Linked DNA regions of Mus musculus: region 1 is linked to region 2. The links are chromatin contacts, found by Hi-C or POLR2A ChIA-PET in ENCODE. All regions are on one chromosome and are shown on one strand. The core of a region is the stretch at or near the end of the contact, and the rest is flanking DNA. Distances in the headings are between cores, read along the strand shown.

Region 1 (3,242 bases), core at 636-3,135, 37 kb after region 2:
ATGAAAAATGTCATGGTATGAGTTCTGCTTGGTTGTGACATCTCCCTGAAGTTTGTCACCCCCCGAACTAATTTATTGGGTCCTCAGTTACAGTCAGCATTCCTAAACTGCCCGTATTACCAATGTCCTTAGCTGTAGAGCCTACATCGTGGCTCAGTCTCTCCTGAGAACATTAAGTTGTACGCACACTGCAACTTTAACAGTGCTGACTGTAAATATTTCTAATCAGCCTGTGAACCCCTTCAGTCAGTTTCCCCAGACATTTCAGTTCCTCTCTCTGTGCTGTTCTGGAGACACACTGAAGGTGGCTTAGGCATACACCTGGCTACCTGCCACTGTCCCTGGGCATCTGTGGGTCAGGGCTTCCATCCTGAGCTTGCTATTTCTGCCCTAGGCTCACCTTGGAGACCAGAGCTCCTATGATCTGGGACTTCTTGAATCAGTGAGGTATTCCAGTTACACCCCAAGGTTATTGCTGATAAGTATTTCAATATTGGAAAATGATAATTTTTATTCTCTTATAACTCCCGTAAAATCTTTTGTTTACTCTGATTTTTCTGGTTTTTCTTTCTAGAGGACATGCATTAGTTTTATAATATCAATAAAGTAAAAGTCAAGAACATTTACATATGATTCTTGAAAAACTATAAACATGGAGGTGAGAATGTATTATTCTATAAATGACTGAAAATTGCCATTTTGAAAAAAAATCAATTTTGACCTATACCTTGTGTGATAAACTGAAATAAACTTCATTTGAGTCTATATTCCTACTTCTAAAGATCTATCCCCAGGGAATGAGGCCCAATGCTTCACTGCAATGATATTTCTTGAAATATTATTTATACACAATAGAAACCAGCTGGAAATCAGCAAGAGACCTAAGAATAGTGGAAATGGTAGAATAAATTACCATAAAATAGAATGCAACGTTAAAATGTTTAACATAAAGGCAATTTTGAAATGACTCACTATAAACGTGTAGAAAAGCTAGCCTTGTGGTGTCAGCTTTGGAAAATGTGGTGCGGTGCATAGAAGCTGACACAGGCTGAGAAGAGCCCAGGAAACTGCACCGGGCAATGGCATCCGAGTGACAGAAAAGGATGTTTATGCTCGCATCTTTCTTTTTCATGCTGTCCTTAGTGAAACAGAATATAATCACAAAAGTCTGGTTTTTAAATGTAAGCAAAAAAAATGTAAAAGCTCACTATAATTATACAGTTAGACAACTTGTCAAATTTCAAATTCAGAGAGAGGGGGGATAGAGAGAGAGAGAGGGAGAGGGAGAGAGAAAGAATATTATCAAAGAAAGGTCTTAGTGGTTAACAGGGGAAATTTGCTTTTCACAATCTTCCATCAATTAGATGAGTAAAACTTAAACAAACAAACAAACAAAAAGAGGGTCAGAAAACACTCTCTCCTCTCCCGTTCCCTCCCCTCTCTCCCCTCCCCCCTCCTCTGCAAGCGCCCCTGTCATTGATCTTTTGTGATCAGCAACAGTTAGCTCAAAATAATTTATGCAGCCTCCCATTTTGCCTCTGAAAACTTTTACTTGCCTCAACCTCATGGAATACCTACAGGCTCCACCGTTCTCCACACACTGTGGAAACCCATACATATTCTCCACACACTGTGGAAACCCAAACATAGCTAGCAATATAGCTCGAAGGATCTTTCACCCCATGCGCCTAAGGCTCATACACCTCTAAGTAGCTCTACAAAGTAATTTATATTCTGCATCAGGGAGATTTCCCTCTGGTTTATGACTAATCTTTACTCACACTCTTAAAAGCTTACAAAAGACTGGGATGAACTTCCGGTTCATTGCGGGAGGGGGGGCGGGGGCGGGAGGGGTCTGGGCGTGGCGCTTGCAGTAAGAGCCGGCCTCTTCATCCAGGACGTTAAAGCCTCCATCTGTCTCATTAACAAGGACACAGACATCTGCTCTCAGCAAGATTTTGGCAGCAACCATGGCCACGTTCGTGGAACTCAGTACCAAAGCCAAGATGCCCATTGTGGGCCTGGGCACCTGGAAGGTGAGTGCGCAGTCTTGGGCACCTGGTCTTGGCATTTCCTCTTCTTTTTATGACATCTACTGGGAGTTTGGAACCCTAGAGACAGAACACAAGTTGGTTTTGCCTTTTGTGCTGTTTCAGACCTCAAAGCTCTGACAGACTTTTTCCAGCAGAGATATCCCTGTGAAGTGTCAGGTTTCAAGTTTTCCCGAACTTGCCAGTTACCCTCTTAACAAGCTTTCTTCTGAACTCATGAGACACTTAAAGTTTTATAAGTTTTGGCTGGTTTGAAGCAGGGCAGTGGTGGTGCATGCCTTTAATCCCAGAAGTTGGGAGGTAGAGGCTGGCGAATTTCTGAATTTGAGGCCAGAGGCCAGCCTGGTCTACAGAGTGAGTTCCAGGACAGCCAGGGCTGAGTTATTCAGTGGCAGGACACCAAAAGCTCCAAATGACCTAGCTCTGTTTGGTGGGGGAAAGACTCTGCAGCTTGTGGCCTGGAAGCCTGGGGGAAAGGTGGAGTCTCAGACCCTAGCACAGGCTACTGGCACCTGCACCTTACCAAGACACTACACCATTTTCTGAGCACATCAAACTAAGCAGGAAGATGACAGAGCCTGAGCTCAGATCCTGCCTGGCAGTGTGCTCTCCTGGAAGAATGCTCCAAGGCCCTTCCCACTTCTGTTGAGACAAGTCTGACATTGTTCCATCTCCTAACTTTGTCCTTGGGTTTATTTCCTTTCGTGATAACAGGACAGTGGTCAGCTAGTTTCCAGGAGCTGTCTCTATTTGATTTCTGGCGACTGGGAGTTACACTTCAGTTTAGGCTGCCCTAGAACTTATTCTATAGCTTGGGTTGGCCTTGAACTTGCAATCCTCCGGCCTCAGCTTCTAGAGGTTATCACAGGTGTGAGCCACCTCCAGGAGGAGTTGTTTTTGGAGTCCGAGTCTCTTGTCCTGGTGGCTTAGCCTCTGTCTCTCGCTTAGCCTCTGTCTCTCGATCTTTGCACTGTCTTTTTCTTCTGATCATGGGACAGAGGTGGGGCCTCTCTTTGATTCAGCACTGGGTTTAAAACCTCGAATTTGCTCCAAATTAGACATTTCACTTTCTACCAAGCTGTCAAGCACTCTGACCAGAAGTAACCCACAGAAATCCAAAGATTAGACCGAGCGCTTGACAAGGGAGTTGTTGTCAAGATAAGGAGGTGGTATCATAGAGGGAGAGTCTGC
Region 2 (3,388 bases), core at 642-3,141:
GTGCCTCCTAACTGCCTGAAATCCTCACCTTCCAGGAGAAACGGACTCCCTCAAGCGAAGAGTGGATCATACAGACTGTCAGAGTCCTGTTGTGATTTGTGGGGTACCACATAGACACAGATGTGGTTCCATGAGAACAAGAAACCGCATCCACACACCCTCTGTGACCATCACAGTGACTATACTATACTGTGTCATCACATATGCAAGGAAGGGAAATCTGGAAGTCTGGACTGTCCTCATGTCCATTGCTACCCTTTGTCCCTCCACACTCTCTACCCCAACCTCCCCGGGCCCCGAGACACAGGCGGACATTTTCTTCACCTCCACCTAACTCAACATGACTTTTGGATCCATTCTGAGATCCAGGCACAGTGGGAAGTAACAGAAATGTCTGAGAAGAAACCAAAACGATCTATACATACAAATGTATGTTATTTTAAACAAACACCCAGCTCTCTGAGGCTGTCACATGCGCTCTAGCCACTGGCTTATGAATGCTTACTCCTTATTTATCTCAGAACTGATCTCAAAATGCTGGCCCATGAGACGATTTTTCTAAAGCGATGAGCTTGGTTTTTGGAGAAATGGGACAGAATTAAAGTATCATCATCCTACCCATAATTTGGGTCATGTATTATAAAACTACTGTAGTTACATGTGCCTGTGTGTGCTGTGTCCAGTAGCTGTGTTTGCTATGGCAGGGAAACCGTCTTTCTTATCATTCCACCACACCGAATTCAACCTGGTATCACGGTTGTAATTCAATCATACCTTTGCAGTCACCAAGGACCCTCTGTAAGGAAACAAAAGCCGCACTTGCTAATCTACTGGCTTAGATACACGTTCTGAGAAAGACAAGTCTATGACCTGTTTCTTATTCTCCATTTGCATTACCCGTTGTTTTAACTGTAGTTTGGGTAGAAACAGACTCTGTCTGGTTTCAAACCATTTAAATTCAACCCTACCTGATTTTCTCTTACCTTCACTGTGTCTAAGTGCCCAGGTCCACCATACTCAAGGTTCTTAAAGATCGAGGTCACAGCATCGGTCTATAATATATAATACAACTACCCTGCAAGTAGCTTAAGAGCTAGGTTTTTCTGCTTCAGCAATAACACCAAAAATTGGTTCCTTAGTTGCCAAATAATCAAATCAGTTATAATTTTTGGTTTTTAAATATCGGTTCTTTCTTTTTGTATTTCACTATGATGTATCTGGCCCTCTTCTCAACTCTGCTGTGTTGTGTTGAGGTTTTGGGGATATCTCGCCTGAAGTCTTCTTATTAGTGGGTGGCACCCAGCAACGCGGAAGTCAGATTAATTCTCCAGGAGTTCCGCACCCATTAAGAACTGCACTCAGAGACTTAGAGGACAGAGAAACAAGCTGGTTCCTGGCAAGCTCTCGCCTGCTAATTTAATTATCTCAGGCCCATTGGCCCAAGTGGCTCATTCCCGAGAGGGCAACATCTGCGCCAAGTGAGGTCAATTCACTCGTGAGGCTGGGGCGCCACAGGTGCCAGATGACAAATCTAGGGCTCTGCTTCAATCCCTCTCACCCGGGTCACCGTGGGTGTGTCTCCACCTGGGGCGCCCACGCGGACTCGAGCGCTGCTCGCCCGAAGCCCCACACGCCGGGCCGCAGCCAGATACGCTCACAGGCCCCGCCACGCGAGCCCCGCTCCGCGCAGGCCGCTCAGGGTCACCCAGCGGGCGGCGGGTCGCACCCTGATGCATGCCTACCTTCCAGGTGCCCAGGCCCAGGGTGGGCATCTTGGTGCCGTTGTTGAGTTCCAGATGGCTGGCCATGATCGCTGCACGTTACAAACCCGGACCGGCAAATGTGCAGCGCTGGCTCGGGCGCGCACCTTTAAATAGCCCCAACGGCCTGTAGAAAGAACGCCTGCCATTGGTTGCACGGCTGAGAGACGGATCCTTCTGATTGGTCGATGCCGCGGTTCTGAAGGGGTCGGCGAGGATGCTTCTTTCCCTAGGTCCTAGCGGCACGGAATTCTCCAGCTGCTCTGCTTGCGCCCCACGTGGCAGTGTTTGCCCGCTGTTGTAGCACCAGACGGAAAGCTCTGAAAATAACCAGCAGACTAGAGATAAGGAGACTGGGGAGAAGTTTTGGTTTCGTTTTCGAGCCCAGAAGAAGACGTCTGTGTCTTTTCTAATCTCAGAATGACACTCTTCTGGAATCTTACACATCTTGCTTTGAATCTGATGGAGCAGATAGGCGTCAGGTGTATTTAAGAGCGTTCCCCCCCCCCCTTAGATTAAAAGTTAAATTTCAGGTGTACTTAAGCACTCCCATCCCCGCTATTAAAATGATTGCAACCGGTTTTGCAGAGAACTACGAAATACCCGTTTGTAGTACCTTTCTACCACTACCGGTGTCTGAACATGTTTAGTCTGGTTCAACAAGACTTGATGCAAAAATCCATAACCGTTAAGCTATGATCTCCCATAAGTTTCATCTCTGGATCACACATAAGTGATTTTGGAAAGTAAGACTCTTAAGCGGAAGGTTCCAGTATAATAAGTTGGCTAAACTCTGGAGGAAAAGTGAAAAGTCAGAGAACAAAAAAGTGAACAATCCCATAGTAGGAAAAGTCCATTCTCATACAGCAATGATTCCATGTTAGGGGGTACGAAATAAATCAGTTGTATTAGGTAGAAAAACAAAAGACTTTTCCTAAAATAATCTGAGTTGCCCCAAGAACTATGACGGCAATTTTGGCACTCGTCCAACACCCCTCTGAGTGATGGTCTGTTTCATTCCAGTCTCCTTCTGCTGGGTCATGCTCCAGTTGCCCCCTGATTACGCAACAGGGACAACTGCATCTGCAAGGTAATGAGTCAGGAACCCCACCTCTCTAAATCCCATTCTGGTGATTTTCCAGTCGGTGCCCTCTTAAAAAGTGGCACTTCTCCACTCCCACCCCAGGGAAAATTTATAAAGAACAGATATTTTCCACTTGAGTTTTATTAACAAAACCAATCCCCACAACTGGTGGCATGTGGAAATTCTGGTGTACTTTTTCTCTAATTAATAGTATTTGAATTTGAGTCTAGTTCTGGGGATTTGGTTTGTGTAAGATAACAGGTGACCTGACGCCCACCACTTGTCCTCTGTGAAATCCCTCTTGGCATAGAGACTTCTCTGCCTTTTGAACCTCCTGGGTCCAAACACAAAGAGCTGATTGATGTCTTGTGAAGTGATGCTCTTGCTCTGTGTGGCAGCTCACATCTCTTTACTTGACATTAAGAAAATAAAGGGGAAAGGACCGAGATGTTGTAGTCAACCTGGTTGCTAAACGAGATCCTTTCTCAAAAGATAAAAGAGGCCTTACCACCACCACCGAAGTGTGCGTCTTTACTGACAGGTG

Evidence for each region. Hi-C counts contacts between places; a loop is a spot of excess contacts on that map. ChIA-PET counts read pairs that join two places held with the same protein, here RNA polymerase II (POLR2A).
Region 1: POLR2A ChIA-PET joins it to region 2 with 72 read pairs in Patski. The contact joins the promoter of Akr1b8 here to the promoter of Akr1b3 in region 2. A Hi-C loop is called at or near these places in 5 of 37 maps with a recorded cell type or tissue (CH12.LX, gastrocnemius, heart and 1 more). POLR2A ChIA-PET finds 5 or more read pairs at or near these places in 4 of 5 experiments (Patski and embryonic stem cell).

The regions. Positions count from the first base shown.
Region 1 is chr6:34,352,261-34,355,502 of GRCm38, forward strand. It overlaps Akr1b8 (aldo-keto reductase family 1, member B8), which reads left to right and starts at 1,886. Exons shown (of 10, transcript NM_008012.2): 1 at 1,886-2,036. The coding sequence starts at 1,971.
Region 2 is chr6:34,315,598-34,318,985 of GRCm38, forward strand. It overlaps Akr1b3 (aldo-keto reductase family 1, member B3 (aldose reductase)), which reads right to left and starts at 1,892. Exons shown (of 10, transcript NM_009658.3): 1 at 1,743-1,892. The coding sequence starts at 1,808.